2 separate regions of the Homo sapiens genome follow, and region 2 is linked to region 1. Evidence: chromatin loops called from intact Hi-C (ENCODE). Cell type or tissue: Calu3. All regions are shown on one strand. Links, peaks and the distances in the headings refer to the core of each region. The heading gives the core; the rest is flanking DNA. Region 1 has its middle 15 kb from the start of ZFYVE9. Region 2 overlaps ZFYVE9 (zinc finger FYVE-type containing 9).

Region 1 (9,136 bases), core at 363-8,362:
GTTGTGGTGAGCCGAGATTGCACCACTGGACTCCAGCCTGGGCGACTGAGTGAGACTGTCTGAAAAAAAAGAAAAAAAAAAAAAAAGAAGTACATATAGATAAACTATCTATTTAAAATGTAATATAGACCAATGGATTTAATGTAACAGTATGAAAAGTTCACTGATTTGGTTGCAGAGTCCACATTGCAACTCACCTTTAATAAATTACCACCTGTGGTCAGACATAGTGGCTCACACCTGTAATCCCAGCACTATGGCAGGCTGAGGCAGGAGGATTGCTTGAGGCCAGGAGTTCATTAGAATGATTTAAATCCTATTACCCAGTAATGGGATTGCTGTGTCAAATGGTATTTCTGGTTCTAGATCCTTGAGGAATCACCACACTTTCTTCCACAATGGTTGAACTAATTTACACTCCCAGCAACAGTGTAAAAGTGTTCCTGTTTCTCCACATCCTCTCCAGCATCTGTTGTTTCCTGACTTTTTAATAATCACCATTCTAAGTGGCATGGGATGGTATCTCATTGTGGTTTTGATTTGCATCTCTTTAATGAGTAGTGATGATGAGCTTTTTTTCATATGTTTGTTGTCCACATAAATGTCTTATTTTGAGAAGTGTCTGTTCATATCCTTCACCCACTTTTTGATGGGGTTGTTTGTAAATTTGTTCAAGTTCCTTGTAGATTCTGGATATTAGCCCTTTGTCAGATGGATAATTGCAAAAATTTTCTCCCATTCTGTAGATTTCCTGTTCACTCTGATGATAGTTTCTTTTGCTATGCAGAAGCTCTTTAGTTTAATTAGATCCCATTTGTCAATTCTGGCTTTTGTTGCCTTTCCTTTTGGTGTTTTAGTCATGAAGTCTTTGCCTATGCCTATGTCTTGAATGGTATTGCCTAGGTTTTCTTCTAGGATTTTTATGTTTTAGATCTTACGTTTAAGCCTTTAATCCATCTCGAGTTAATTTTTGTATAAGGTGTAAGGAAGGGGTCCAGTTTCAGTTTTCTGCATATGGCTAGCAAGTTTTTCCAACACCATTTATTAAATAGGGAATCCTTTCCCCATTGCTTGTTTTTATCAGGTTTGTCAAAGATCAGATGGTTGTAGATGTGTGGCGTTATTTCTGAGGCCTCTGTTCTGTTCCATTGGTCTATGTATCTGTTTTGGTACCAATACTTTGCAGTTTTAGTTACTGTAGCCTTGTAGTATAGTTTGACGTCAGGTAGCGTCATGCCTCCAGCTTTGTTCTTTTTGCTTAGGATTGTCTTGGCTATACAGGCTCTTTTTTGGTTCCATATGAAATTTCAAGTCGTTTTTTTCTAATTCTGTGAAGAAAGTCAGTGGTAGCTTGATGGGGATAGCACTGAATCTATAAATTACTTTGGGCAGTATGGCCATTTTCATGATATTGATTCTTCCTATCCATGAGCCTGGAATGTTTTTCCATTTGTGTCCTGTCTTATTTCCTTGAGCAGTGGTTTGTAGTTCTCCTTGAAGAGGTCCTTCACATTCCTTGTAAGTTGTATTCCTAGGTATTTTGTTCTCTTTGTAGCAATTGTGAATGGGAGTTCACTCATGATTTGGATCTCTGTCTGTTATTGGTGTATAGGAATGCTTGTGATTTTCACATATTGATTTTGTATCCTGAGACTTTGCTGAAGTTGCTTGTCAGCTTAAGGAGATTTTGGGCTGACACGATGGGGTTTTCTAAATATACAATCATGTCATCTGCAAACAGAGAGGATTTGACTTCCTCTCTTCCTATGTGAATGCCCTTTATTTCTTTCTCTTGCCTGATTGCCCTGGGCAGAACTTCCAATACTATGTTGAATAGGAGTGGTGAGAGAGGGCATCCTTGTCTTGTGCCAGTTTTCAAAGGGAATGCTTCCAGCTTTTGCCCATTCAGTATGATGTTGGCTGTGGGTTTGTCATAAATAGCTCTTATTATTTTGAGATATGTTCCATCGATACTTTTTTTTTTGAGACGAAGTCTGGCTCTGTCGCCCAGGCTGGAGTCCAGTGGTGCAATCTCGGCTCGCTGCAACCTCTGCTTCCTGGGTTCAAGAGATTGTCCTGCCTCAGCTTCCCAAGTAGCTGGGAGTACAGATGCGTGCTACCACGCCCGGCTAATTTTTGTGATTTTACTAGAGATGGGGTTTCACTATTTTGGCCAGGCTGATCTTGAACTCCTGACCTCAAGTGATCTGCCCACCTTGGCCTCCCAAAGTGCTGGGATTAGGGGCATGAGCCACCATGCCCGGCCAACTATTGTTATTTTAAATAAATGTTTAAAATGTCTTAGTTTTAATTTCTAAAATGATACCTATCCATATATGTAATCTATAGAAACGAAAGATCTTTTGGGTCCCTTATAATTTATGAGTGTATAGGGGACCTGAGACCAAAATGTTTGAGAACTGCTGCTGTAATTTATTCAACCATTCTCTTAAAATTAGGCATTTAAATTGTTACCAGTATTTTGCAATTGCAATGTTGCAGTCAATAATTTTGGGCATATGTGTTTTTCTGTTGTTGTAGATGTATCTTTAGGGCAAATTCTTAGTTTTGCCTGATCAAATAATGCATATGTAGTTTTGTTAGATATTACCAAATTCCCTTTCCAAAAGGTTGTACCTCAGTGCTACCACTGTCCCTCTCTCCTACCAACACCCATACTTTCTGTCAAACCTGATACAATAAGATATAATAACACTTTCAAGACTGTGTAATGGGAAAAGCTTTGGAACAGACAGACATGAGTTCAGTCCTGAGTAACTACTGGATATGAAGAGAAAGACTTGTTTTCCCATCAATAAAATGAGGCTAATGTCTGCTACAATATACAAAGGAATTGGCACATAGTGGGTGTTCATTAAATGGTAGCTGATGTTATTTATTATCTGAATCACTCTGGGCAAGTGGAAGTAGTGGTCAAGGTTGACCAGCACTGATATCCTGGATTCCTTGGGGGTAAAGAGTGGACTATGCAAACTGGAACTGTAGATGATGCTGACCGTAAGAAAGCATATAGAGTTGAGAATCTTGGAAGTTATCTAGGGTGCAAAAAGAGAATAGATCAATCTAACCAGAAAAGAGGCCAGAAGCAGATGCTGAAAGCTAGGGTATAGAACCAGAAGTTAGAAGATGCAGGCAATGAAATCACCAAATAGTTCATTAATTCAGCCAGTTAGTCAAATATTTATTGAATGCTACCATGTACCAAGCACAGTGTTCTGTGGTAAGCAAGGCACTATTCCTTACAGATGTTAGACTCTACTGATGGAAGCAGATGAGGAAATAGGCAATTACAATCTTAAGGGGTAAGTGCAGTGTGTTCTAGGAACACAAATCAGGGGTATCTAACCTGAACTTAGGGATCAGGAAAAACTTCTTAGAGGAAGTGTCACCTAAGTTGAGACCTGAAAAATGTCCAGGACTTTGCTAGGTGAATTGGGTAGAGGGAGGGAAGACAGTAGATAGGAAAAGAGTTTTTTGGGCAGCATAAATAGAATGTGCAACAACCTAGAAGCAGGAGAACACATAGTATGGTATGCCTGAAGAACTGAGAGGACAATTTTGGCTGAAGCAGAGAGTACAAAGTTGGGAAGCAATGACAGCCAAGACAGAGGCCAAATCAAGAAAGGTCTTCTAATTCTTGTCAAGGACTTTGGATTCTATCAGCAGTGAGAAGCTGTTAGAGCTTTTAATCTGGTCAATGATGTTAACAGATTTGATTTTAGAAGAGATCACAATGGTGTTAACAGATTTGATTTCAGAAAAGATCACAATGGTGTTAACAGATTTGATTTTAGAAAAGATCACTAACTGCTATGTAGGAAATAGATTAGAGGACACAGACTTGGAGGCAGGGAAGCCACTTATAAGTGTTTATTGCAGTCATCCAGGCAAAAGTGATGGTGACCTGAATTAGGTAGAGGAGGGAAAATACAGATTTCAGGAAGTAAAATCATCAAACTCATGATTGGATTGGCACGTGAAAAAGAGGGAGAGGTCAAGGATGACACTTGGGTTTCTGGGTTGGGTAACTTAGTAGTCAGTGCTGTCAAGCAGGGCGACAGCAGAGAAGGAGAAGGCTTGAGGGAGAAGATGATGAATGCTATTTCAACATGTTGCCAGATTAGGAAACAGGTTCAGAGAGGTGAAGTTGCCTGTCCAAAGTGACTGTAAGTGGCAGAGCTAAGATTCCAACCCAGGTGTGACTACAGATTTTCTTACTGCTTGAGCATTGCCACACCTTCTCCCACGCTCAGGGTGGGAATATGCACCAAGCACCAGGGAGAGGCAAACTGCTGAGACCACTTCTAATGTGGGTGAAGTGCTTTCCTGTCAGTTAGATTTGACTGGAGAATAATGGAAGAGGGTATTCCCACAAGCATAATTATTGTTATTAACATTCTGTCCATGATGACCCACACTGCCATCTTCTGGTGCCAGTAAGGAAGCATTAGGATACACTTGACAGTGGGGAATGTTTATGTTTTTTCATAAGAATTCTGTATGAGGCAGTATGGCATGTATGGTACAACGGAAAGACCCTGGGCTACAGTGTGAAAACCTGGGTTCTAATGATGTAAACATGGACTGGACTGAGGAGGAAAGTTGTGTAGGCATTTGAATCTCTGGGCTTTTCCTCAGGGTATCCAGTTCAGTCAGAGCTCCTTTAGCCTACCAACCTATTTGAGACTGCCCACAAGTACAGAGATAGTGTAGTGGAAAGAGCTTGTGTTTTGCAGTAAGCAGATCTGAATTCGAATTACAGCTCCACTAATTTCAGGTTGACTGGAGAAAGTCACTTATTCTGAGCATTGTTTTTCTGATTTGTATGGTACATAGTTGTAAGGGCTAGCAAGAAAGTGCCAGGTGCATGGTAGGCACTCAATTAAAGTTAAGTATCTTCCCTTGCCTTCTCTTATCTTTTAAACCTAAAACACTGTTTCCCATCACTATCTCTGGCAGCTCCAGAAAAGAGTTAACAACTACTTCATACCCTTTCCTGTTCTTTCCAATGTACATGTATTCTCTCATAATCAGAAAACCAAATAAAAAACATTTTGTTGTACAGAATAGACCAGCCAAATAGTGAGCATCCGTTGTGGCCAACATTTATTTTATTTGAATGTGCTGCATCTCGGTTGTGCACATGAACAAATGATGTGGACTCGTGTGTGTTCTCATGTGAATGTGAATTCACTTTAATTCTGCAAACACTGAGCTCTACCTATGATCCAGACACTATAGGAATAAAGAGTTGGGTGAAAATAGTGTTTTTGCTTGGTTTTGAATGTATGAGCATATGTGCTTTGGCTGAAGGAAGGGAGGATTCATAAAATTGAGGGATGTATGAGGTGAAAGCAGTGAAGGGCTGACACTAGCTCCAGTTGGCTCATGAGAGGCAATTGTTAGATTTTCGAAACTTTGTGAGCCAATTGTTAAACATTGCCATAATAGTTAGAAGAGAAGATTTGAAATGTTCCCGACTCAAAGAAATGATAAATCTGTAAGGTGATGGATATCATAAGTACCCTAATCTGATCAGTATATACTGTATGGAGGTATCTAAATATCATATATACCCACAAATATGTAAAATTATGTATCAATTAAAATGTTTAGTTAAAATTTAAATTATATAAACTTACAATTAAATTATGTTAAAAACCAAAGTAATAAATACAGGCAGCCCTTGCTTTGCACAGTTCTGAAATGCATGAATTTTAGTTACCATAGTTAACAACACAATTCAAATTTCATTTATCACAATATAGTAACTATAAGTAATTGCACACATTACAAACTTTGCTGCTGGCTCTTCAGTCCATGCATCACTATGTAAATAACAGATGCACATTATGATCAGTCATCAATCACACCACTTCTTTCAAAGTCAATCAGTGATAGACTTTGGTCTATCACTGCATATTTGTTATTCAGTTCTTTAACAAACAGCAAAGGATATATTGTGTTGCCTCCTTTTCTACCAGTAATAAAACTCACATGACATTTTAGAAAAATGAATAATCAAAAAGGGGAATTAGAAAAAAAAGATCAAGTGAAGTAAAGAAATGAAAAGTGATAAGGCTGGAAGTGAAACTTGAAGTAGTTGAGCATGGAAATTTTGACACTGTTCCCATTTGAAAGACTTTAGATATGTAACCAGAGGAACTTAGTGAAGGCAAACTTTTGAAAAAAATGAAGAAAATGGTTATAACCAAAAGGATGAAGATGTCTTAGAGACAGTAAGACCAGCAAAAAACTTCACATTAAAGGAACTCTTTGGCCAGGTGCAGTGGCTCACACCTGTAATCCCAACACTTTGGGAGGCTGAGGCGGGTGGATCATTTGAGGTCAGGAGTTCAAGACCAGCCCGGCCAACATGGCGAAACCCCATCTCTACAAAAAATACAAAAATTAGCTGGGCATGGTGGCAGACACCTGTAATCCCAGCTACTTGGGAGGCTGAGGCAGGAGAATCACTTGAATCGGGGAGGCAGAGGTTGAAGTGAGCCAAGATTGCACCACTGCACTCCAGCCTGGGCAACAGAGCGAGACTCCATCTCAAAATAATAATAATAATAATAACTAAGTAAATAAGTAAGAGAACTCTTAGAGATACTTCAAGACATTGAGAGTACCAAAAAATTTTTGATTTAAACAGGTTTTTCAAAATATATATTGAAAGTACAAAGAATAAGATGTTCGGAGTGGACCAGGCACAGTGGCTTAGACTTGTAATTCCAGCACTTTGGGAAGCCGAGGCAAAAGGATTGCTTGAGGCCAGGAGTGTGCAAGACCAGCTTGGGCAATATGGAAGACCCTGTGTCTACAAAAATAATAAAATTTTTAATTAGTCGGGCATGGTGGCTTATGCTACATAGTCCCCACTACTCAGGAGGCTGAGGCGGGTGAGGACTGCTTGAGCTCAGGAGTTCAAGGCTGCACTGAGCTACAATAGGGTCACTGCACTCCAGCCTGGATGACAGAGCAAGACCCTGTCTCTAAAAAAGTAAAAATAAAATGTTGGAAGTGGATCCAAACTTAGAACTAGGACCATGTTCCAAGCATGGAAACGTTGGTCACTCATAAATTATACAAAAACAAAGCAAGCACTATTCAAATTACCATTGATACTTTTTTTTTTTTACAAAGAAATACTTACTAATGTTTCAAATTTATTGTTTTTAATTAGTATACCATATCATTCAATGGGGAAAAAATAGTTTTCTCAACAAATGGTGCTGGGGGCCAGGCACAGTGGCTCACATCTATAATCCCAGCACTTTGGGAGACCAAAGTGGAAAGATCACTTGAGGCCAGAAGTTCAAGACCAGCCTGGGCAACACAGTGAGACCCCTGTCTCTAAAAAATATTTGAAAATTATCTGGGCATGGTGGTGCATACCTGTGAGTCCCATCTACTCAGGAAGCTGAGGTGAGAGGATTGCTTGAGCCCAGGAGTTTGAGGCTGCACTGACCTATGATTGCACCACTGCACTCAAGCCTGGGTGACAGAGCGAGACCTGTTTCTAAAAAAATAATGAAATGATATTATTGGCTGGGCACAGTGGCTCACACCTGTAATCCCAGCACTTTGAGGGGCCAAGGTGGGTGGATTACCTGAGATCAGGAGTTCAAGACCAGCCTGACCAACATGGTGAAACCTTGTCTCTACTAAAAATACAAAAAATTAGCCAGGCATGGTGGTAGGTGCCTGTAATCTCAGCTACTTGGGAGGCTGAGGCAGGAGAATTACTTGAACCTAGGAGGTGGAGGTTGCAGTGAGCTGAGATTGGGCCATTACACTTCCAGCCTGGGCAACAAAAGCAAAACTCCATCTCAAAAAAAAAAATTAAAAGAGGGCCGGGCGTGGTGGCTCACGCCTGTAATCTCAGCACTTTGGGAGGCCCAGGTGGGCAGATCACAAGGTCAAGAGATAGAGACCATCCTGGCCAACATGGTGAAACCCTGTCTGTACTAAAAATAAAAAAATTAGCTGGGTGTGGTGGCATGTGCCTGTAGTCCCAGCTACTCGGGAGGCTGAGGCAGGAGAATAACTTGAACCTGGGAGGCGGAGGTTGCATTGAGCCAGAGATCATGCCACTGCACCTCCAGCCGGGCAACAGAGCGAGACTCCATCTTAAAAAAAAAAACAAATTATTAGAAGAAAACATAGATGTAAATCTAACCAGGGATTATGCAGTGATTTATTTATTTATTTATTTATTTATTTATTTATTTATTTCTCTCTCTTTCTCTCTTTCTTGACAGAGTCTTGTTCTGTCACCCACCCAGGATGGAGTCCAATCTCGGCTCACTTATGCAGTGGTTGCTTAGATATGACACCAAAAGTATAAGCAACCAAAGAAAAAAATAAATTGGACTTCGTCAAAACTTAACACTTTTGTGAAGCTGGCTATGGTGGGAATATTTATACCAGAGAAATTGGCAAATGGTGTATATCAGGGCTTGTTTTGTTAAGTGTCTAGACTTAAGAAAGTGATAGAGCAACTGTGAATAATGCAAATGAAACTTAAAATTGTGTTGTGTCTGTAGCTGTTACACTGGGAAAAACATGAAAAAAATTAAGAGCTAATCTTTCAGTATTTGAAAACCGTTACTTGATTCAGCAAAGAAATCACCGATATCATTCATAAATGAGTGAAGTTCCAATAGATGTCTTTGTTTCATTTTCGTCTCATTTGTTAAACCAACATTCATGTCAGAACTACACTTAGCCAGCAGTTAAAACATTTACCAGCACGCCACTGGCTAGAAAGGACAGCACAGATCCTAGAATCCAGCATCTCTTACCATTTTACACGTTGGGCACTGGAGCCCAGGACCTGTCCAGGGTCACAAGCAAGTGAATGAATGAATGGTCAACATTTGAATTGTGCTATTCTTTTACATTTTAACACCACCTCCCTGAGTATCCAGGAAAATGTGTTTTCCTTAACATGCCACAGTGAGGATGGGCAGTGAAGATGTATGAAACAGTTGTCATCAGTTTAGCTAATAAAAAGCCCTTCTCAGGATCACCTGAGCCTGGGGAGGTCAAGGCTGCAGTGAGCTGTTATAGCACCACTGCACTCCACCCTGGGCGCCTGCGCGACAGA
Region 2 (9,136 bases), core at 418-8,417, 170 kb before region 1:
TGACACCAGATGAAAATACAGAGTTATACAAAGGAATGAAAAACACTGGAAATGGCAACTAGATGGGTAAATCTACAAGATTTTTTTTCTTTTTCTTTTGAAACTGAGTCTTACTCTGTCGCCCAGGCTGGAATGCAGTGGCACGATCTTGGCTCACTGCAACCTCTGCCTCCCAGGTTCAAAAGATTCTCCTGGCTCAGCCTCCTGAGTAGCTGGCATTTACAGGCATGTGCCACCATGCCCAGCTAAGTTTTGTAGTTTTAGTAGAGACGGGGTTACACCATATCAGCCAGGCTGGTCTCAAACTCCTGACATCGTGATCCGCCTGCCTTGGCCTCCCAAAGTACTGAGATTACAGGCATGAGCCACTACGCCCAGCCAAGACTTTTTTTTCTTATTGTTCTCTCTAAACGACAGTGACATCAGCAAGATGGTTGACTGGAGTTGTCTGGCTCTTGCTCCCCTCTACTCAACAAAAGGGACCAAAACAACAATAAACAAACTATATTTCAACTGGAGTGGCTGTGGAAGTATGCTGGAGAGCACCAGGGGAGTGCTGAAATTCCTGTGGAGCACCAGATGCCCCAGATAGCACCACAGAGACGGGAGCGAAGCACTCTGCCTCTGCCGCACTGCCTCCCTGCAAGGAGTGGCCTGGAGTCAGGAAGGACTACTTCTAATGGGGAAAGGGTAAGCTGGGGACCCATGGTCCCCATGACCACTGCAGCCTCGTCCCGCGGTCCTCACAAACCCTGAATCCAGTTTGTAGTTGCCTGCAGTTCACAGGACTACACTGCTCCAGAGTTGGAGCCCATGTCATACAGCCCTCATTCCCAGTCATAGCATGGTGCCATCTTGAAACTGGACCCACTGCTAGAGTTCATCCTGCCTGGGGGCCAATTGCCACTGCATCTCTCCATCTCTGAAGCTCCACTGTCAGTCCACAACACACACATGTAGCTGTATCACCATCATCCAGCTGCTGAGAGCCTAGGCCCAACAGAATGAGGGAGCCCTGGCACTGAACTCACATGGCACCTCCCTGCCCCAGGGAACAGACAGACCTGTACAGTGGAGAAACCAACACACAGCTGGCTGGCCTGCTGTGCCCAGCTGGACAAGCAGCCCAGCACAATAAAGGCCATATGTGACAAACCCACAGCTAACATCATACTGAATGGGAACAGTGGAAATCTTTTCCTCAAAGAACAGGAACAAGACATGGATGCCCATTTTAATCCTTTCTATTCAACATAGTCCTAGCCAGAGCACTTAGGCAAGAGAAAGAAATAAAAGGCATCCAAACTGGAAAGTCAAATTGTGCTTGTTTGCAAATGACATGACCCTATACATAGAAAACCCTAAAGATGCCACCAAAAACCTGTTAGAGCTAATGAACAAATTCGGTAAAGTTGTAGGATACAAAATCAGCATGTAAAATCAGTAGTGTTTCTATACGCTAATAAAAAATAAAGAAAACAATTCCATTTACAGTAGCTATAAAAAAAATAAGATACCTAGGAATACACTTAGTTAAGAGGTAAAAGATCTTTACAAAGAAACCTCTAAAACATTGAAAAAGGGCCGGGCAAGGTGGCTCACGCCTGTAATCCCAGCACTTTAGGAGGCAGAGGCGGGCGGATCATGAGGTCAGGAGATCGAGACCATCCTGGCTAACACAGTGAAACCCCGTCTCTACTAAAAGTACAAAAAATTGGCCAGGCGTGGTGGCGGGCACCTGTAGTCCCAGCTACTCGGCAGGCTGAGGCAGGAGAAGGTGTGAACCCGGGAGGCGGAGCTTGCAGTGAGCCGAAATTGCGCCACTGCACTCCAGCCTGGGTAACAGAGCAAGACTCCGTCTCAAAAAAAAAAAAAAAAAAAAACATTGACAAAGGAAACTGATTCCATGTTCATGGATTGGAAGAATTAATACCGTGAAAATAGCCATACTACCCAAAGGTATCTACAGATTTAATGCAATCTCTATCAAAATGCCAATGATATTCTTCACAGAAACAGAAAAAAAAACCAAAACCTTAATATTCTTATAAAACCACAAAAGGCCTCAAATGGCCAAAACAGTCCTGAGCAAAAAGAACAAAGCTAGAGATATCACACTACCTGACCAAATATACTACAAAACTATAATAACCAAAACAGCATAGTAGTGGCCAAAACAAACACATACTCCAACAGTACAGAATAGAAGGCCCAGAAATGAATTTGGACACCTACAGCCAACTAATTTTCGACAAAGGTGCCAAGAACACACACTGCAGAAAGGACTCTCTTCAATAAATAGTACTTGGAAAAGTGGATATATCCACATGCAGAAGAATGAAACTAGACCCCCACCTCTCCCCATATACAAAAATCAACTAAAAACGGATTAAAGACTTAAATTTAAACCCAAAACTATGAAACTATTAGAAGAAAACAGGGCAAATGCTTCACAATATTGGGCTAGGCAATGAATTTTTAGATAAGATCCCAAAAGCACAGGCAATAAAAGCAAAAATAGACAAATGGAATTACATCAAACTAAAAAGATTTTGCACAGAAAAGGAAACTATTAACAGAGTGAAGACACAACCTACAGAAATGGAAAATATCTGCAAACCATACATCTGAAAAGGAGTTAATATCCAGAATATATAACAAATTTAACCTAGCAGCAAAAAGACAACCCAATTAAAAAACAGGCAAAAGGCACTTTGGGAGGCTGAGGTGGGTGGATCACTCGAGGTCATGAGTTTGAGACCAGCCTGGCCAACATGCGCCTCTACTAAAAATACAAAAACTAGCTGGGCATGGTGTTTCGTGCCTGTAATTCCAGCTACTGGGGAGGCTGAGGCACAAGAATTGCTTGAACCCAGGAGATGGAGGTTGCAGTGAGCCGAGATCGTGCCACTGCACTCCAGCCCAGGCGACAGTGCGAGACTCTGTCCCAAAAAACAAAACAAAACAAAATTTTTTAAAGAAATAAAAAAAAAAAGATAACTGGAAATATAGCTTTTAAGCATCACAGAGGGAGGAAATCACCAAACCCACTCCTCAAAAAGCAACCGAAAAGCTGTATAAGTGGCTTAAAAAGAACCATTTCAGTGCTCTGGAATTAGATCAAAGGCATATTAACATTAAGAAGTGTTTTGGCTGGGCATGGTGGCTCATGCCTGTAATCCCAGCACTTTAGGAGGTTGAGATGGGTGGATCACCTGAGGTCAGGAGTTTGAGACCAGCCTGGCCAACAAGGTAAAACCCTGTCTCTATGAAAAATACAAAAAATTAGCCAGGCGTGGTGGCAGGTGCCTGTAATCCCAGCTGCTCTGAAGGCTGAAGCAGGAGACTCTCTTGAACCTGGGAGGCAGAGGTTGCAGTAAGATTGTGCCACTGCACTCCAGCCTGGACAACAGAGCGAGACTCCATCTCCAAAAAAAAAAAAAAAAAGAAATGTTTTTTTCATGAAAACTACTGAACTTTGAATTGAGTCTGTGACCTTCTTGCCTGGGGCTGCCCCCTAGCCCCATTAGGTAGTTAGGTAGTTCAACCAGGGCAAGGTAGTTTGTAAAAACAATGAGCTTTGCAGCTGGGAGCAGTGGCTCATGCCTGTAATACCAGCACTTTGGGAGGCTGAGGCAGGTGAATCATTGAGGCCAGGAGTTTGAGATCAGTCTGGCCAACATAGCAAAACGCTCTCTCTACAAAAAATACAAAAATTAGCTGGGTGTGGTAGTGTGCTCCCATAGTCACAGCTGCTCAGGAGGCTCAGGCACGAGAATTGCTCGGAGGTGGAGGTTGCAATGAGCTGAGATCGTGCCACTGCATTCCAACTTGGGCGATAGAGACTCTGTCTCAAACAAAATAAAACAAAACAAACAAAAAAATGAGCTTTGCTACTTGAAGGAGTTTACTTGCTATGGAACATTGTCAAAGTGGTAATCTCGGTGGTTATTAAAAAGGGAGGCCCAGTAGCTTGATTACCTTGATTTCACCAAACCTGTTTGGGGCAAGTTCTGGGAGGTAAGACAACCATAGGGAGCTTCATAAACGGTCCAAATATCCAGGATTGATCCTAGTCTGTGCATATATGCAGCAGAGAACTTAGTGGACTCAAGCCAACCAATGATCTTGGCCAACAGAGTCAGAACCTGTGCACGTGTGTAGGAGACATGAGAGAGCCCAGAAGAAAGGAAAACAATGAAGTTTAAATTCCAGTCCATATTCAGATCCATCAGCAGAGGGCAGTAGCCTTACTGGCTTGGGGTATCTGGGTACAATCTCTGACCAATCTTTGCTTGGATAATAACCTATATAGACACAAGAGAAACTCATAGAATGCCAGTCTTAAAATAAAAACAAGACAGAATGCTAGGTGTTTTATTTATGTATTACTTCTAGTCCTCACAATAATTCTGCAAGGTTGGACGGTAAGTGTATAATCAGGCGCTGGAATCCTGTACCATTTCACTTCATGTTTGCAAAAGAATATATATATGTGTGTGTGTGTGTGTGTATACATATGAATATATATGTATATGTGTGTGTGTGTATATATATATATACACATACATATACTGTTCTTTTTCTTCAGCATATATCTTTACCTGCCTTAAGCAGCTTGGGCACAGCTACCAAGAAAATAATAAAATTGCTTTCTTCCTTCTCCCATATAAACTCCAGTAAGGACAAAGGAAAAAAAATTCCCAACTTACTGCAAGAAGATTCATGATGGTATGCCCCGTCTCTCCAAACAATGGCTTCCGAAATCTGACACTGAATAGTGGGCATGGATAAACTATGGAAATGAGAAATGATCAAACTTAAATTTGGCAACATAAAACTTTGGTAAAAGAGATTTCATGACTAATACAATTTTCAAAATATAATTATAATGGCTCATTAGAACATATCAAATTTTGGGCTCAAAAAGTATTTGGCATGGTAGCAGACAAATGCTGAGCCATATTAAGTCTTCTGATAACCAGAATAAGCCTTTCGATGTAAATGTTTCAAAAATGACACACAATAGCCAGGCATAGTGGCTCATGCTTGTAATCCCAGCACTTTGGGAGGCTGAGGCAGAAGGATCACCTGAGCCTAGGAGTTTGAGACCAGCCTGTGCAACCTAGGGAGACCCTGTCTCTACAAAAAAACAAACAAAAAAATTAGCTGGGTGTGGTAGCATGCACCTGTAGTCCCATCTACTTGGGAGGCTGAGAGGTAGAAGGATGGCTTGAGCCCAGGTGACAGAATGGGTGACAGAGTGGGCTGGAGCCCACTCCAGCCTTGGTGACAGAATGAGACCCTGTCTCCAAAACAAACAAACAAACAAACAAACAAACAAACAAACCCACAAGGTCTTAGGGAGCAATCTTCTTCAAACTGAATTGATACGATCCAGGAAATAAATATCTCCTGATTCCTCTGTGCTCAATAAGTTTAAGAGTTCACTTTTTCTTTTTCCAACAAGTTTAAGAGTTCACTCTTTTTTTTTTGAGACACAGTCTCACTCTGTCACCCAGGCTGGAGTGCAGTGGCATGATCTCCTGCCTTAGGAGGGTTCAAGCGATTCTCCTGCCTCAGCCTCTCCAGTAGCTGGAATTACAGGCATGCGCCACCATACCCAGCTAATTTTTTTGTATTTTTAGTAGAGATGGGATTCACCATGTTGGCCAGGCTGGTCTTGAACTCTTGACCTCAAATGATCTGCCTGCCTTGGCCACCTCTCAAAAGTGCTGGAATTAGAGGCATGAGCCACCGCACTCAGCCAAGAGTTCATTCTTCTATACCTCCTAACCAGGATCCTCCTTAGGAGAGGCAAATCAGTCTGGCTCATCTCTTGAATTTTATGGTTTGAAATGCCTGTATAAAATAGGAAGATACACATGTTGCTTCTTTTGCACACAATCCTTCCCTTTCCCTGATTCATTTAGCTGATTCATATGCCTCCTTCAGAGTTAATCCAGAGGCACTCTGGTCCAAGAAAACTGAAGGTCCAACTACTCCTTCATTCCTGGTCTGGTCAAGTTAGAGCCTGTCTTGGAGCTCCCAATGAACTTAACTTTGAGCACAGGTTTTAATACAAGATACCACTACAATCATTATTTCTGTATGTATTCCTTATAAAAGTTCCCGAGAGCCTATAATCACATCTTAGCTATTTCAGAATTCCCAGGATTCAGGATATATGGGAGGCCTTTATTAAATTCTTACTGAATAAATAAATAATTGGTGGAAGAATGAAGTTGACTTGCTGAGAACATAAACTGTTTTATGGTTTATAAAATTATGTTTCATTTATTCTCTCATTTGATCCTGTTAACAACCCAATATAAAATAGAAGGCAAGCATTATTATTTCCAGTTTACAAAAGAAACACAATCAGAGAACTTGGGTGACTTGCCCAAAGTTACAGAGCTCATAAGTGGCAGAGTTGAGAATCTTACTCAAGTGGTCGGATTCCTAGCACAGGGCACTTTTAATTAGATGGAGATATAAAATTTAAAATAAAGTTTGCATTTAACCATTAATGTCTTTTTAAAAATCACATCTTAGTTACGCTGCTAAAGCCATGAGCAAGGAAGCTCCTTCTTCTGTAGCCTGTATCTTACCAACTGAGAGTGGTTTCCATTCCACTAGCTTCCAGTATGTTAAGTAAAATATAATTGATCGTAACTGTTTTCCAACCAAGTGACAAAGAATATGCTCATCATATACAGAAACTATAAAAAATAAAGTTACTTAAGTTCAAATTCACTTTTCTAAAGATGATCGTGTTTTTTATCAATGAACTATAAAAGCAGTAAGTTTACAAGGTAATACATAATCAACTTCCTCATTCGTTATTTTCAGTGCTTCCCATTATGCCCAATACACGCAGACACTGGCCAAATTTAGTTTAGCTATTTCAAAAGACTATTTCTGCTGAATTATATCACCAAACAGAGGGCTCTGAATATTTCAGGCATTATTTTAGTCATCATGCCTTGAAAAACGTGTTTTTACTACTTACGTCGATATTCAGCTCCAAGTCTCAACATCAGACGGATAGGAAATACTTTAGCCCAAGGAGTTTCCCATTTCTGGATAAGAATCCCAAACAAGTAAGGTGGGGTTGGGAGTACTAGGTCTTGCAGTGACTGGTAGGTAGATGTCACATATAAGAATCCACCATGTTCTTTACTGCCAAGGAAACTTTGACTGAAGAAGGAATGTCCCAAGTTGCTCACCACATTCCCTAAAAACAAAAAAGTTTATTAGCTACTTTGTATCAATAAATTAATCATATTTCTTTTTTTTTTTTTTTTTTTTTTGAGACGGAGTCTGGCTGTTGCCCAGGCTGGAGTGCAGTGGCGCAATCTTGGCTCACTGCAAGCTCCGCCTCCCAGGTTCACCCCATTCTCCTGCCTCAGCCTCCTGAGTAGGTGGGACTACAGGTGCCCGCCACCAGACCTGGCTAACTTTTTTGTATTTTTAGTGGAGACGGGGTTTCACCGTGTTAGCCAGGATGGTCTCCATCTCCTGACCTCATGATCCACCTGCCTCAGCCTCCCAAAGTGCTGGGATTACAGGCATGAGCCACAGCGCCCGGCCAATTAATCATATTTTTAATAAACATTATGCAACTCTGGGCTGGATGGACACTACCAAACAGTAATTCCCAATCTTTCACTATGAAAGACTTACATTTAAAAAGCTGATTTTTAAATAAATGGCATTTATTAAATGAAAATTTGGTTTCCAATTTTATCAGGGCTTCTAATGAGCATAAACTAAGTTATATTATCACATTGTTGAAGTTTGTCTAAGTAAAAGCCAAAAATATTGATGCCTTCCTTGGTTAAACTGTACAGCTTTACTGTATGAATTGCTTTAGAGGTCTCAAGAACTATCACCTCAAAGGTCATAAAGAAATGTTCAAGGCCGGGTGCGGTGGCTCACACCTGTAATCCCAGCACTTTGGGAGGCCGAGGTGGGTGGATCACAAGGTCAGAGTTCGAGACCAGCCTGACCAACATGGTAAAACCCCATCTCTACTAAAAATACAAAAATTAGCCAGGCGTAGTGGTGTGCGCCTGTAATCCCAGCTACTCAGGAGGCTGAGGCAGGAGAATTGCTCGAACCTGGGAGGCGGAGGTTGCAGTGAGCCAAGATTGTGCCACTGCGCTCCAGCCTAGGCGATAGAGTGACACTGTCTCAAAAAAAAAAAAAAAAAAAAAAGAAATGTTCAGATTAGGAAGCTGCTGTCACCAAGCTTATAATTTCACTGGGTGAACAAAGTCAACTCATGAACATAATGAATTATGGTAATAAGTACAGTTATAAGACATTAAGGGAAGATGAGGATTTATGAAGATGGTACCACAGACAAGTTGTTTTTTTCTCGTTTTGTTTTTTTTTTTTTTTTGAGATGGAGTCTTGCTCTGCCACCCAGGCTGGAGTGCAGTGGTGTGATCTTGGCTCAATGCAGCATCTGCCTCCCAGGTTCAAGCAATTCCTCTCACCTCAGCCTCCTGAATAGCTACAATTACAAACATGCACCACCACACTCAGCTGATTTTTTTCGCATTTTTAGTAGAAACAGAGTTTCACCATGTTGGCCAGACTGGTCTCAAATTCCTGACTTCAAATGATCCATCTGCCTTGGCCTCCCAAAGTGCTGGGATTACAGGCGCGAGCCACCGTGCTTGGACAGGATTTATTGTTTATAATTTTTTGAGACAAATATGAAACATAGCTCTATAATTTAGGGCTTATCTAAATTCATATTAAGCAGGTTTCTCTTTTTTTTTTTTTTTTTTTTTGAGACAGAGTCTCGCTCTGTTACCCACCCTGGAACCCTGGAGTGCTGTGGTGTGATCTCAGCTCACTGCAACCTCTCCTTCCCGGGTTCAAACAATTCTCCTGCCTCAGCCTCCCGAGTAGCTGGGACTATAGGCACCCACCACCACGCCTGGCTAATTTTTGTATTTTTAGTAGAGATGTGGTTTTACCATATTGGCCAGGCTGGTCTCGAACTCCTGACCTCAAGTAATCCACCCGCCTTGGCCTCCCAAAGTGTTGGGATTACAGGTGTGAGCATGTAATTCATGTACACCATGCCTGGCCAAAGCATTTTATAATTCAAAATACTTTT

What was found. Peaks named below come from ENCODE experiments on the same cell type or tissue, not always from the same donor. Only the 100,000 strongest peaks of a DNase experiment are listed, where the experiment ranks them.
Region 2: it touches region 1 in a loop (12-fold over the local background); 84 of 110 quality-filtered maps call a loop at or near these places.

What each region holds. Positions count from the first base shown.
Region 1 is chr1:52,122,930-52,132,065 of GRCh38, reverse strand. No RefSeq gene overlaps it. Among named protein-coding and RNA genes, the nearest start is that of ZFYVE9, 15 kb to the left of the region's middle. In Calu3, for the core only: a CTCF peak has its summit at 4,453 (motif pointing left); a DNase peak (open chromatin) is centred at 4,435.
Region 2 is chr1:52,291,554-52,300,689 of GRCh38, reverse strand. It overlaps ZFYVE9 (zinc finger FYVE-type containing 9), which reads right to left. Exons shown (of 19, transcript NM_004799.4): 11 at 7,013-7,237; 12 at 4,713-4,795. Among named protein-coding and RNA genes, the nearest start is that of CC2D1B, 70 kb to the left of the region's middle. In Calu3, for the core only: no CTCF peak of the experiment used is centred there; a DNase peak (open chromatin) is centred at 4,209.